Regions from separate parts of the Homo sapiens genome. Here region 2 is linked to region 1. The links are chromatin contacts, found by Hi-C or POLR2A ChIA-PET in ENCODE. All regions are on one chromosome and are shown on one strand. Each heading gives the region's core, a stretch centred on a gene start or an enhancer-like site at or near the end of the contact. The rest is flanking DNA. Distances are from core to core; before and after follow the strand shown.

Region 1 (6,691 bases), core at 750-3,249:
GCCACCGCTGCTGTCTAATTTTTCTTTTATTTTCTATTCCGTAGAGATGGGGTCTCGCTATGTTCCCCAGGCTAGTCTCAAATTCCTGGGCTCAAGCAATCCTCACGCCTTGGCCTCCCAAAGTGCTAGGATTACAGGTGTGAACCACCACACTGGCTTCAGCCCTATTCCTCACCAGCTCTGTAGTGCTAGGCAGATCGTACTTTTGTGCCTCAGTTTCTTTCCCTGTCAAATACTCTCCCTCCTAAATCTTTACAGCACCCTTTGCACCCAGAAAATTATACCCTAATACCCACATCACCAGTTGGTCAAGTCTAAACACATCTGTGCCCACGCACTAGAGACTCCAGAATAAAAAGCAGCCCTTAGATTAAAGTGCTCTCCCTAAACCCAGGGTAAGGAGAGCCTGTAAGGTGTGGCAGAAACAAGGCTGGAGATGCCACACTGAGTGAGCCTCAGCAAGGGCCCTCCAAGGTCTTCTGTTCTGAAGTTGAAGCCTGGAGAAGAGGATGGGACCTGCCCATGGTCACACAGGCAGTTTTAGGCAAATGTGGAAGGAGAGTCCATGTCTTCCAACACTGACCCTAGTGCTCCTCCTGGTGCTTCCTCAGGCTCAAGAGGTATGAACATCACCAGGATACCCAGCGCTGGAGCTCAGCAAGACCCAAGACCTGCCTTTGGGACTGAGGTCCTGCCACTTCTCTTGCAGGAATTCCTCTAAATCAGGAATGCCCACACACTTTACCTGGAGACCCTAGTGTCCCCAGGGAGAGAGGAAACAAGAGAAAGGAAAACTGAAAGCTCCTAAATAAAATGTGAAATAAACTCTGCGGCCCACTCTTCCCAAGGATTCTGCCAGCCTTCCACACCAATTATCACATAAGGCTAGGAGCCTGTATCTGCAAGACAGCAAAATCCTCTCACAGGGAAGGGGCCCAGAAATAGGTCAAGACTTCAGCAGCCACAGATATACAATGTGGGGTGGGTACAGTAATGGGGCTCCACCCTCACCGGCTTCTCCTATTGTATGTTACAGGCAGGATTGCCCCATCCCACCACCATAGGAGGCAGAACAGTAGTGAAGAGGGCTCACTTGAAACATGACTTTAGAACAGAGGCATCAAAATCATCTTGGCCCATCAGCTGGGAAACAAAGAGCCACAGCTGCAAGGCCTTCATGCCAATGGAACAGCCACCTTTGACTGTACAGGTTGTGCACTGCTCAAGATGTCTGACCAAAGAGTCAACACTGAAATACTGCCTGAACCCTGGTGCAGGACTGCATCTACCTGGAGGAAGGGTTTTTTTGTTGTTGTTTTTTTGTTTTTTTGAGATAGGGTCTCGCTCAGGTGCCCAGGCTGGAGTGCAGTGGTGCAATCACATCACAGCTCACCCACTTCAGCTCTGACCTCCCAGGCTCAAGCAATCCTCCTGCCTCAGCCTTTGAGTAGCTGAGACTACAGGCGTGCACCACCACACCCAGCTAGTTTTTTTGTATTTTTTGTAAAGACAGGGTTTCATCTTGTTGCCTAGGCTGGTCTCAAACTCCTGAGCTCAAGTGATCCACTTGCCTCTGCCTCCCAAGTGCTGGGATTACAGGCGTAAGCCACTGCGCCCACGACTGGGAGTACTTATTTGTAATGTGCACAAAGGTACCATACGAGCTAGCTGCTGGGACACCTCAGCAGTCCCAAAGCAGACAAGCGTTCCCCTCATTGCCCCGCCACCACCCCAAGGAGGAGACAAAAAAAAAAAAAAGCCAGAGTGTCTCCTGGAGGGGAGGTTGTACATGATAGTGCCCATGCGGGCCCCCATAACCACCCCCAGGGAGAGCCCACTGCCCTTGGCCACACAGAATCTCAGGAACCTCCCCACAGCACAGACAGAAGTTCCCACAAATTAACAGAGTCGCTGACTGGGGAAACCCCCACAGTCATCCAGTGATTATAAAAACCCCTCCCTTGGGTATCATAAAAGTCTGCCTAGGCTGCCTGAAGCACAGTTCACTACCCACTCCCTGAGAACCTCAGCATGCCAGGAGAGACAGTGGCCCTGAACCAGCACCAACCCACCCCTTGGGAGAATCTGCTATTGAGACAAAGAGAGAGGGAGAATTCCCACCAGGAAAATGTGGCTGTGTGTGGCTCCCACATTTCTGGGCTGCTGTTGGAATACTGAGACCCATTTAGAAAACTTGTGCTTTTGAATGAGGAAGCCATGTTTTTTTTTTTTTTTTTTTTTGAGACAGAGTTTCGCTCTTGTTGCCCAGGCTGGAGTGCAGTGGCGCAATCTCAGCTCACCACAACCTCGGCCTCCCGGGTTCAAGCGATTCTCCTGCCTCAGCCTCCTGAGTAGCTGGGATTACGGGCATGCGCCACCACACCCGGCTAATTTTATATTTTTACTAGAGATGGGGTTTCTGCATTTTGGTCAGGCTGGTCTCGAACTCCCGACCTCAGGTGATCCACATGCCTCAGCCTCCCAAAGTGCTGGGATTACAGGCGTGAGCCACCGCACCCAGCCCAAATGAGAAAACCATTTCTAAGGCTGCTAGTCAAGAGGGACTTTGTTGAGCCTTTGGCAAACCATTCTAGGGTCCGAAGGCTGGAAATAAAGGCTGACACCTCTGGCCAGGCACAGTGGCTTATGCCTGTAATCCCAGCACTTTGGGAGGCTGAGGCAGGTGGATCACGAGGTCAGAAGTTCAAGACCAGCCTGACCAATATGGTGAAACTCCGTCTCTACTGAAAATACAAAAATTAGCCGGGCATGGTGGCGGGCACCTATAATCCCAGCTACTCGGGAGGCTGAGGGAGGAGAATGGCGCGAACCCGGGAGGTGGAGATCGCACTACTGCACTCCAGCCTGGGCGACAGAGAGAAACTCCATCTCAAAAAAGAAAGGCTGACCCCTCAAAAGGAAACGGCTGGCCAGGACAGTCTCTGGGAAGAACCATCAGGGCTAGCCAGAGGGGCTGCTTCCCAGGGGTCACCCATTTCCACAGTTGAAGAGCATTATATCACAACTTCACAGGGGCCAGCAAGGCAGGCAACAGCATCACTTGCATTGTGCTCACGAGGAAACTGAGGCTCAGAAAGGTTAACTAACCAGCTCAGGGTCATGTGGGTATGCAGCAATTGAGCCAGGACCAGAATACAGAAAAACTGGTGTCACAGGTCTATAGATGTCTCTTCTATTACTTCATCACTTGTGGCTGCCATGTGATATTAGAACAGTACCACCCAGGTTTTCAGAATCCTGGTCCGATGACTTTACATCATTCTGAGGCCGTCACTGACTACATCTATTCATCATTCTGAGGCCGTCACTGACTACATCTATTCAGCAATGTAGGGTCTTCTCTCCTCTCTGAAGCCCTCCCACCCCCTATTTGCTCCTACATCTCAGACTTACCATCCCACACATTCTAGAATGTTCTTCTATTCTACTTAGCACTTTACCAAATGGTGTCTTTCATACTTCATCTGATTCACGTTTCTCCATCTTGTCTTCTTCCTGCATTCCATGCCTCCTCAGACAGCTTCACCCATAGAAGACACTGAAGCACTTTGAATGAACTCCCTCCTAAGCCCCCCACTATTAATATCACCCTTTTTCTCAACACCACACCTCCGCTTCAGACTGATAAATTCTCCTTATGGCTACCCAGTGGTTCTCACACTTAAGCGTAGGTAAGAATCTCCAGGAAGCTCTTTATAAATGCAGTTTCCAGGCTGGGCGTGATGGCTTACGCCTGTAATCCCAACACTTTGGCAAGCAGAGGCAGAAGGATAGCTTGAGCCCAGGAGTTCAACACCAGCCTGGGCAACACAGCAAGACCTCGCCTCTATTAAAAATAAAAAATAAATTTAAAAAACTAGCCAGGTATGGTGGCATGCACCTGTGGTCCCAGCTACTTGGGAGGCGGAGGCGGGAGAATCACTTGAGCCCAACAGGACAAGGCTGCAGTGAGCTGTGATTGCACCACTGTACTCCAACCTGGGTGACAGAGTGAGACCCTGTCTCAAAAATAAATAAATAAAAATTAAAATGCAGTTTCCTTTTGAAATCTGGCCTATGTAACTGGATCAGCTATTCAAAAACAGCAACATAATCTAACAAATAAATAAAATGCATTTTCTGGCCTCTCCCTCAATAATTCTGATGGGCAGGTCTGCAGTAAGGCCCAGGAAACTAAACTTTTCATCAATACTTTGGTGACCTGCCCTATACTCTCCACTCTAATTTGAGAAACACATATCTACACCTTCCTAATATGTAACTTACAATCCCTACCCTGCGACTCGGGACTTTGTCTTCAGAAATTACATACACACCTAAACCTGTGAGTGCATATCCCGCTTATCAAGGCTTACACTTCTAACAGGGGCTTGGGATCTGCAGGACACCTGGTGGATGACGTTCTAGTCACCTGAGCGTTCACTCAACACATACCCCAGTTAATGCACACAGCAGATGAGAGTTTAGCAATGTAAAACCAAGTTGCGAGAGGGGAAAGGCGCCTGTGTGTGTGTCAGCCCTTCGAACCAAGCTTCCTCCCTGCCCCACTGCTGTCTGTGTAACATTATTGGGAGGGAAACGGCCTAAATGCAGAGAAGAAAAGAGGATGGAAAAAGTGACATACTACAGAGGGCTTCCTCAAACCGCTGATTAGCTGTGGCATCTCTCAGGCCAGCTCCACCAAAGCGCCAGGGGGCTCAGCAGTGAACTCAAGAGAATTCCAACATAGGACTCTAACCAGCTACAATGGCAGGACTTTCACACCCTCAGAAGAAGGACCAGGCAGATGGGGGCCAGAGCAGGAATCAGGAGAAGGGCAGGCGGCAGCTCCAGGGCAAGGTGAGGGCCAGTGCCAGCAACTGTGGCCCCAAGCCTGTAACCCCACCACGTGGCTCTGGCCAGGGGTAGTGCCCAGGCACAGCAGCAGAGAGGCATCTACTGAGGTTAGGGAGAGCAGGAGGTTGAGGGACACAGGCCAAGGACACCCAACCTTGTTTAATGACCCTTTCTTCCATCAGGAAAACACCAAAGACTGAATCCTTGGCCCCAAACTGCTCTTGGCTCCAACACTAGAGTCTGAACCGGCCAACCTCTATCCCAGACGAGTCTCACAGAAGCTGCATTGGCTTAAACACAGACTCACACAAACCCCCTCACTCCAGAATATGAAATGCTCCAAAGACTAACAACACTACAGCTGTCAAAGCCCAGCGGAGACATGCCTCCCTTTATGAGCCAAATGTATTCCTGAAAAGTTGTCTGTCGACCAAATTTCTGCCTAACAAATCCAGTTTCTCCACTGGCTTTCGTTATAAAATCAGCCGTATTCTCCTCTAGGAAAAGCTGAGGTTCTGAGAGGAGCTAAACATCAGGCTGAATATTGCAGACTTCCTAGAGTCACACATTTAATGGAGAAATTTCTTGACAAAATCTAATTCAATTTAAACCCAAAGGAGGTAATATTAAAGCGTACACATCACCCCAAGGAGTGTTCGCATAAAGTGAGTTATTTAAAGCAAATCTTCAAATACTGTGCAGCATCTCAGCTCCCAATTTATACTGTTGCAACAGGAAAGCTCTGTGCCTTGAGATTCTGTATAAAGAAGGATGCCTAGGCCAGGACTTCTGGAACTCTGGGGTACAGAGTCACCTGAGCATCTTGTTAAAATGCAGATTGCAGCAGGGCACGGTGGCTCACGCCTGTAATCCCAGCACTTTGGGAGGCTGAGGTGGGCGGATCATGAAGTCAGGAGTTCGAGACCAGCCTGACCAACATGGTGAAACCCTGTCTCTACTAAAAATACAAAAAAATTAGCCTGGCGTGGTGGTGCGCGCCTGTAATCCCAGCTGCTCAGGAGGCTGAGGCAGGAGAATCGCTTGAACCCAGGAGGTGGAGGTTGCAGTGAGCCAAGATCGTGCCACTGCACTTCAGCCTGGGCGACAGAGTGAGACTCCATCTCAAAAAGAATAAATAAATAAATTGCAGATTGCGATTCTGATTCATGCTCCCAGGAATGCTGATGCCACGTGGCCCTGGGTCTTTCTTCAAGTAGCACAGTTATAGATACTCTAGGCCCCTACCCAGTTCTCTGAGGAAGCAACTTTAGCACCAGTTTTTAAGTTGCAGTCAGCTTCATACGTAGCGGTGCTTACCCACGCACAGAACTTGGAGAAAGCTAGAAGACCCACCACATCAAAACTGAGAAAAACCACCACCAAAACCAGCCAGCCCAGGATCAGGGAAGGAAGGTCTGATCCTTAATTTGGTCACCGTAGAGCAGGCGCAAGGAGGAACAGGCAACCCCAACTCAAAGAAGCTGGGGAGGGTGCAAAAGACTCCCCATGCCTAGGATGCAAGGGGATATTTAACTCCACCCTTGATCATTCTGCCCTGCACCCAAATGGTTCATTCACTTTTTAAATAAACCTATATGAGGACCTGTTATATCGGCTGGGTGCAGTGGCTCACGCCTGTAATCCCAGCACTTTGGGAGGCTGAAGTGGGCAGATCACCTGAGGTCAGGAGTTCGAGACCAGCCTGGCCAACATGGGGAAACCCCGTCTCTATTAAAAATACAAAAATTAGCTGGGTGCAGTGGCACACACCTGTAAACCCAGGTACTCAGGAGGCTGAGGTAGGAGAATCACTTGAACCTGGGAGGTAGAGGTT
Region 2 (6,742 bases), core at 2,296-4,795, 430 kb before region 1:
ACCGAACTATCCCCCTTCCCAGGAAGGCACACAGGGTTCTCACCAATGCCCTTGACACAGTGCATGAGCAGGTCAATTTCTTGGCCAGGCCGCAGCTGAGCGATGAGGATATCATCATGCACTGGTCGGATAGTGCCCTCTGGAAAGAGATCAGCCTGGTTCCCCAGGGGGATCCATGTCATATGCCTGGTATACACTGGAGGAAAAACATGTCAGAAGATCTCAGTCCCTAAAACTAGCAGCTACCCACAGGTGGGGCCTCTTCCTCACCCTACCACTACTCACCTTTGTGGTTCACGTACAGTTCGTTGGGGTCAGAGGAATCTTTAGCAGCATGGGGGTTCCGAGTGCATCTGACCTGGAGACGAAACTGTAGAGTATCTATCTCTGTGCCTTCTTCATCTCCTGCACAAATGGAGGGAGCTCCTAAGAACTAGTAAACGTCTGAGTGCCAGCACTATGCTGAATGCTTTACGTGTTTCCCATTTAATTATGGCAAACTTGGGAGACAAGGCAAGTGTTCTCACAGATGAAAGACACTGATGTACAAAGATAAGTAACTTACCCAACATCACAGTCAACCAGGATTTGAACCCAGATAGTCCACTTCTCCCAAAATTTCATTTTCTCACCTTGGTTCCGATACTCAAAAAGACGGGGATCAGCATGAATGGGAATGAGCCCCAGACGGTGAGCAAGAATCTCATCCTGAACAATGGATGTATTATTGTACACCAGGACCTTCTCCACAGCCATAGTTGGCACCTGCCCAAGGAAAAATAACCACTTATCTGCAAAAACCCAACAGACCCCCTACCTATCCCCGTAACCCCAACCTCCAGAGGTAGGGAGCTATCTCTCTTCCTAGAATGTTTAATGAGAAATTTACAAAGAATGAGAAGGTAAAATGCTCAGCAAAATTCCAGGAAAATTAAGGAGGGAAGGACAGCTTGAGACACTTAATTCTCCAAGTGAGGTGTCAGTGCAGTTCCCAAAGCAACTCCAGCCTTGTCACCATGCCTGCCAATACCTCAGCTAGCAGAATTCGTCGAAAAGCATTGGCAATGGCTGCGTCAATTCCCACCATGTCAAACTCCAGTGAGTTTTCATCCATGTGTACTACATCCACACGGAAATTCTAGAGGGACAGGAAAAAACATTTAAGTGAAATCTGCTCTCTGTGTAATATCTCTTCATACCTCCCCCTTAGATAATTCCCTCAAGTATTATCCTCTCATCCAAAAACCTCCCTTTGCCCAAATGTCTCTTATTAAATATTCTATCTCGCCCAGTGTTTTAAGTTTCATGAAAAGTCTCCATTTTTGTCGTCCATTCATTAAAACCCTATGCAATATGGCTTCCAACCAAACCATCCACAGAAGCTATTCTACTGAAGAACAGAAACTACCATAGTGCTTAGTTTTGTTGACACTACTCAGTCCTCTTACTAGACTTCTGTTATGCTTGGCATTGATTAAAAAACCCCCTCCTGGCCCGGCACAGTCACTCACACCTGTAATCCCAGCACTCTGGGAGGCTGAGACGGGCAGATCACAAGGTCAGGAGTTTGAGACCAGCCTGGCCAGCATGGTGAAACCCCGTCTCTACCAAAAATACAAAAAATTAGCTGGGCATAGTGGCGCATGACTGTAGTCCCAGCTACTCGGGAGGCTGAGGCAGAACTGCTTGAACCCGGGAGGCGGAGGTTGCAGTGAGCCAAGATCGCGCCACTGCACTCCAGCCTGGGACATAAGAGTGCCTCATGAAAAGCAAAGAAAAAAATCTCCTCCTTTTTTGAACTATTCCCCTGGTTTCTGAGCTCTGAGCTCCACTCTTCTTCCTTCTCTGATGATCGACTTCCACCCATCTCTAAATTTGCCAGGTTCTTGTCTCTCTCCCAGGTCACCTTAACTGTACTAACAGTTTTAGCAACTATCTGTTCTGACAACTCCCAAAATGTTATCTCACTTCTGATCTCATTTCAAGCATGCAGTCTTCTAGCCTGCTAGATTTCTCCACATGCAGAAAACAATGCATCATCATTCCCGTTCCCCAGACCCATTTCTCCTCTCAGTAAATGATACCACAATGCATCAAAGCAGTTCCCAAGCCAAAAAGTCATTTTATGCTACCCCCACAGCCTTTACCAAAGCAATCATAAATTTACCTTCTATTCTACCTTTGCTCTATTTCTACCATCAGTCTTAGTTCATGTCTTCAACCTCAGCTTCCCTTACAACAGATCTGCCTGCTCCATATGATCCTCCTCAAACTCATTCCCTCCCAGCCACCAAGGTTGCAAATCTCATCATGTCTGCTTAAGAACTATTCAATCTCCCTATCATCAACAGTGCCCAAGACACACTTCAACCTTGCCTACCACTCATGCCAGAACTACTTGGACATGCCCGGAGCACACTTCACACAAGCCATAATTTTTTTTCAAGCATTAACCTTTTTCATTGTTCATACTTTATTCCTTGTATCAACAGGTTAAAAAAGTAAAATTTTCCCAAGCACTGATTTACAGATCATGTTTATAAGCTGCACGCAAAGGTCAGTTGCCTAAACGGTAACATTCAGTAATCTATTTAAATGCAATTTTAACCCTTATTTTAAGCTAAGTGAAACAATACAAAAGACTAAATACACACAAAACCTGTATATCCTGAACTTCACTGACTTGAAACAAACCCTTCATAATTTAACTCCTGTTCTTTTTTACTTACCATTCAAGGCTCAATTGAGATGTACCCTCCTCTTGAAATGTTAAGTACCTCTCCGCCCCTCTTCCTGGTCTCAGCGTAATGCTCCCCACCCCAACCCTGCCGTCTTCATCGCTATCAACCACCTTCACCATATTACACTAGATTCACTGTTTATACACACCATTCCTCAACAAGACTGAACATCTTTGCAGAACTGGGTAGAAACCGTGTCTAATTTGGCCTGTAAACGGAGCGTCTAGCACATTGCTCAACAAACTTACAAACGGAGCGACCCCCAAGAGCAGCTTCTGAGACAGACACAGGCTGCTCAGACCACAAGGTCTGGCCTTCATAACCCTCCCCAGACAACTCCGGCCCCACTTACCTTCTCGAAGCGGTCCTGGTCCCAGGCATCATCATAACCGGAATAGTTACCGGGAAAGTCAGTAGTATGGACCTAGAGCAAAGGGACGAATTTGTCCACGAAGGGACAGTGAGCCCACAGCTATCCCCACGCCAATCCCAAGACCCATCCCTGTTCCGCTCTCATTCCTCCCGCCCGAGCTCAAGGCCACAAGGCTTACATTGCGAACCCCAAACTCCCCCAGAACCACGCGGCTCCGCATTTCCTCCACCGCCTGAGAAGCCGCCATCTTCAATCTCTCCACGAGACTAGAGGTTCTATCTCGCGCGTGCGTCCTAGTAGCCCTGCTCCGTCTCCGTGGCAACGCACCGCCTCCTGGAATCTTAAATATCGCGAGATTTTTCCCCGCCCCCGTCCACGTCCCCAGCTTCCGGAAGTTGCTTTTGTCCAAACATCCGGGCTTCTCCTTTTTGTGTTCCGGCCGATCCCACCTCTCCTCGACCCTGGACGTCTACCTTCCGGAGGCCCACATCTTGCCCACTCCGCGCGCGGGGCTAGCGCGGGTTTCAGCGACGGGAGCCCTCAAGGGACATGGCAACTACAGCGGCGCCGGCGGGCGGCGCCCGAAATGGAGCTGGCCCGGAATGGGGAGGGTTCGAAGAAAACATCCAGGTAATGGCCCCAAGGCACCAGCTGCCAGCAGCCGGAGGGCCGGCGATGTCCAGAAGTGTCTTGGGGATTCCCCCTCTGGGCCTGGAAGTCCGCTCCATTTACAAAACTCTCTTCTTTGGGTCTTCGTGCACACTAAAGTCAGTGGGATTAACATTGACCTGAAAGGGCCAGACTACTACTCCAGCCTGAGGATCTCGGGTTTCAGGGCCCGCCCGAGGCATTAGGAAGAAGGTATTCTTGGAACAAGTTAGGAGGTTGGTCGGGGTAAGGCATGGAGTGGGGTTGGGTGGGATTCACTGGCATTCGCTGAAAACATACTATGTGTATAGTTTTGTTTGGGGCTTAGGAAAGAAGGAAATGGGCACTTTTTCAGCCTTTTAGTCTTTGATAGGTAACATAGGAGAAAGACATGAATGGAAGACTAGTAGGTTTCCCAGGCTAGAAAAGATAGCCAAAGCTAGAAACCAGGCGTTCTGAGAGCATATGAGGGGGAATGGAGTGGCATGATCTGTAGTGATTCCAAGCCGTATCCTCAGCAGTGGAAGAACAAAGCCCTAAACCCTGGGATGAGCAGAGGACTTAATGGATGGAACAGAAAAGTCCTGCACTCTAGGAGCCATTGTCTTCACAGGGCGGAGGCTCAGCTGTGATTGACATGGAGAACATGGATGATACCTCAGGCTCTAGCTTCGAGGATATGGGTGAGCTGCATCAGCGCCTGCGCGAGGAAGAAGTAGACGCTGATGCAGCTGATGCAGCTGCTGCTGAAGAGGAGGATGGAGAGTTCCTGGGCATGAAGGGCTTTAAGGGACAGCTGAGCCGGCAGGTGGCAGATCAGGTAAGCAAGATTGAATCCTCTGCAGGTAGAAAAGTAGACCTAGGTATGTCCCGTGTTCTGGAATTGGTGTTGGTGATGTTCGCCCCAGGTTGTCCAGTTAGAACCATGTAGAAATCAAACGGAAAATAGGCAACAGGATCTAGAACCAACAGTACCACAATACCTATGCCCATCTTCCTTACTTCAGATGTGGCAGGCTGGGAAAAGACAAGCCTCCAGGGCCTTCAGCTTGTACGCCAACATCGACATCCTCAGACCCTACTTTGATGTGGAGCCTGCTCAGGTGCGAAGCAGGTGAGGAGCCTTCTCTTGAAGAAGCTTCCCTCCTAACACCTAGACCTTCATGCACACTACAGTCAGATTTCAAGCCCTGGGCTCTGATGGGCTCCCCGTCTTCATGACCCCATCACCTCTCATCACTGCACCTGTCACTGAAACAAGTAATAATAGCACACCATCTTCCTCTTCTTTTCCATCTAACTGACTACTCATCTTCCCTCAAAACCTACCTCAGATGTCACTTCCTCTGTTCCACATTCCTCAATCCCATCCCCAGTTTGTTCTCTCCTGGTGTTCCTATAGAACTCTGTGCTTGCCAGCCGGGCATGGTGGCTCACGCCTGGAATCCCAGCACTTTGGGAGGCCGAGGCGGGCGGATCACAAGGTCAGGAGATCGAGACCATCCTGGCTAACACGGTGAAACCCTGTCTCTACTAAAAATGCAAAAAAAATTAGACAGGCGGGTGCCCGTAGTCCCAGCTACTCGGGAGGCTGAGGCAGGAGAATGGCATGAACCTGGGAGGCGGAGGCGGAGCTTGCAGTGAGCCGAGATCGTGCCACTGCACTTCAGCCTGAGCAACAAAGTGAGACTCCATCTCAAAAAAAAAAAAAAAAGAACTCTGCGCTTGCCTCTAATAGACAGCACTTCACCACTGCTATCCTTTCTTATTCCTGGAATCTTCCTTCCAGAGACCAACAGCATCTCAAAAGCAGGCTCTGTCTTGTTTATCTTTTTATTCCCAGCACCAGAACAGTCTCAGAATCAAAATATCAGGGCATAGTTTTTGAGTGACTTTTCAAGAACTAGATTTAATCCTGGCTTGGTTTTTTTGTTCATCCTTTAATCAATGCTAATCAAATACCCAGGACCACTCAGCAGGTATTTATTAAGCATTTGCTCTGTGCCAGACGCTAAACTAATCGTATCTGGTTCAGTGGTGAAGATAGATGGGAGCCTTGCTCTTGAGTGCAGTTACAGTACAGTACTCATTCTATGATGGGGCACACAGGAGGGATATGTGAGCCAAAGCAGGTTGGTGGGTGGGACAGGACAAGTTTCCCAGAGGAAGTAAAACCTAGCTAAAATCCCAGGTATGATTAGGAGCTAGCCACTTGAGAGAAGAGGGAAGTGACTAAATTTTCATACCACTTCACATATATTTTTCAAGAAAATACTCGAAAGTGCCTGGAGGCACAGATAAGCAGGAAGAGGAGGCGTTTTTACTATTCCCTCAGTAACACCTTTCATTCTAAACTTTCCATCTAGCCGGCTAGACTTTTCCCAGGGCTTCCTCATTATAACCCTGAATTCTGGGTACTCTCTGCTGAGGTCTGCCTGTCTTGTCATGTCTTTGTTTTGTTTTGTTTTGAGATGGAGTCGCACTCTGTCACCCAGGCTGGAGTGCAGTGGCGCGATCTCGGTTCACTGCAACCTCCGCTTCCCGGGTTCAGGCAATTCTCCTGCCTCAGCCTCCTGAGTAGCTGGGACTACAGGCGCCCGCCACCATGCCCAGCTAATTTTTTGTATTTTTCGTAGAGACAGGGTTTCACCATATTGGCCAGGCTGGCCTCAAACTCCTGACCTTGTGATCTGCCTGCCTCGGCCTCCCAAAGTGCTGGGATTACAGGCGTGAGCCACCGCGCCCAGCCTGCCTGTCTTTTCAAGGGGAGGGGGCAGACGGATACATGGTCGGGCCCTCCTTCAAGGCCCAGTAGGGCTGAGTTCTCCATATAGCTGCTGTTTCAGTCAGCTAAGTTTCAGAGGGTTGTCCTTCCTGGAAGTAACTTTAGGGGCAAGGAAATGATTTCCTCATTCCCTATCTGTCTTTACTACCCTGTTCTACCGTGTCATCCAACATGTCTTCTAGGCCAGGCCCCATT

What was found. Hi-C counts contacts between places; a loop is a spot of excess contacts on that map. ChIA-PET counts read pairs that join two places held with the same protein, here RNA polymerase II (POLR2A). Pooled maps may share reads with other maps.
Region 2: a loop to region 1 is called in a pooled map, with 2.4 times the contacts of the local background. The contact joins the promoter of YIPF3 here to the enhancer-like site in region 1. A Hi-C loop is called at or near these places in 1 of 168 maps with a recorded cell type or tissue (OCI-LY7), 3 of 37 single-sample maps with no recorded cell type and 8 of 50 pooled maps. POLR2A ChIA-PET finds 5 or more read pairs at or near these places in 3 of 52 experiments (HEK293, OCI-LY7 and WTC11).

The regions. Positions count from the first base shown.
Region 1 is chr6:43,081,484-43,088,174 of GRCh38, reverse strand. All of the region lies in intron 1 of PTK7 (protein tyrosine kinase 7 (inactive)), which reads right to left. Among named protein-coding and RNA genes, the nearest start is that of PTK7, 8.5 kb to the right of the region's middle. RefSeq lists enhancers at 4,300-4,865, 4,866-5,432 and a silencer at 6,467-6,670. Within about 2 kb of position 1,999, at least 2 of the 41 ENCODE cell types and tissues checked have a DNase peak (open chromatin) inside an H3K27ac peak, as active enhancers do.
Region 2 is chr6:43,513,729-43,520,470 of GRCh38, reverse strand. It overlaps YIPF3 (Yip1 domain family member 3), which reads left to right and starts at 3,545. Exons shown (of 9, transcript NM_015388.4): 1 at 3,545-3,744; 2 at 4,376-4,582; 3 at 4,770-4,876. The coding sequence starts at 3,664. POLR1C (RNA polymerase I and III subunit C) reads right to left here and starts at 3,382. Exons shown (of 9, transcript NM_203290.4): 1 at 3,293-3,382; 2 at 3,094-3,165; 3 at 1,031-1,138; 4 at 633-765; 5 at 286-405; 6 at 44-196. The coding sequence starts at 3,361. RefSeq lists an enhancer at 3,256-3,805.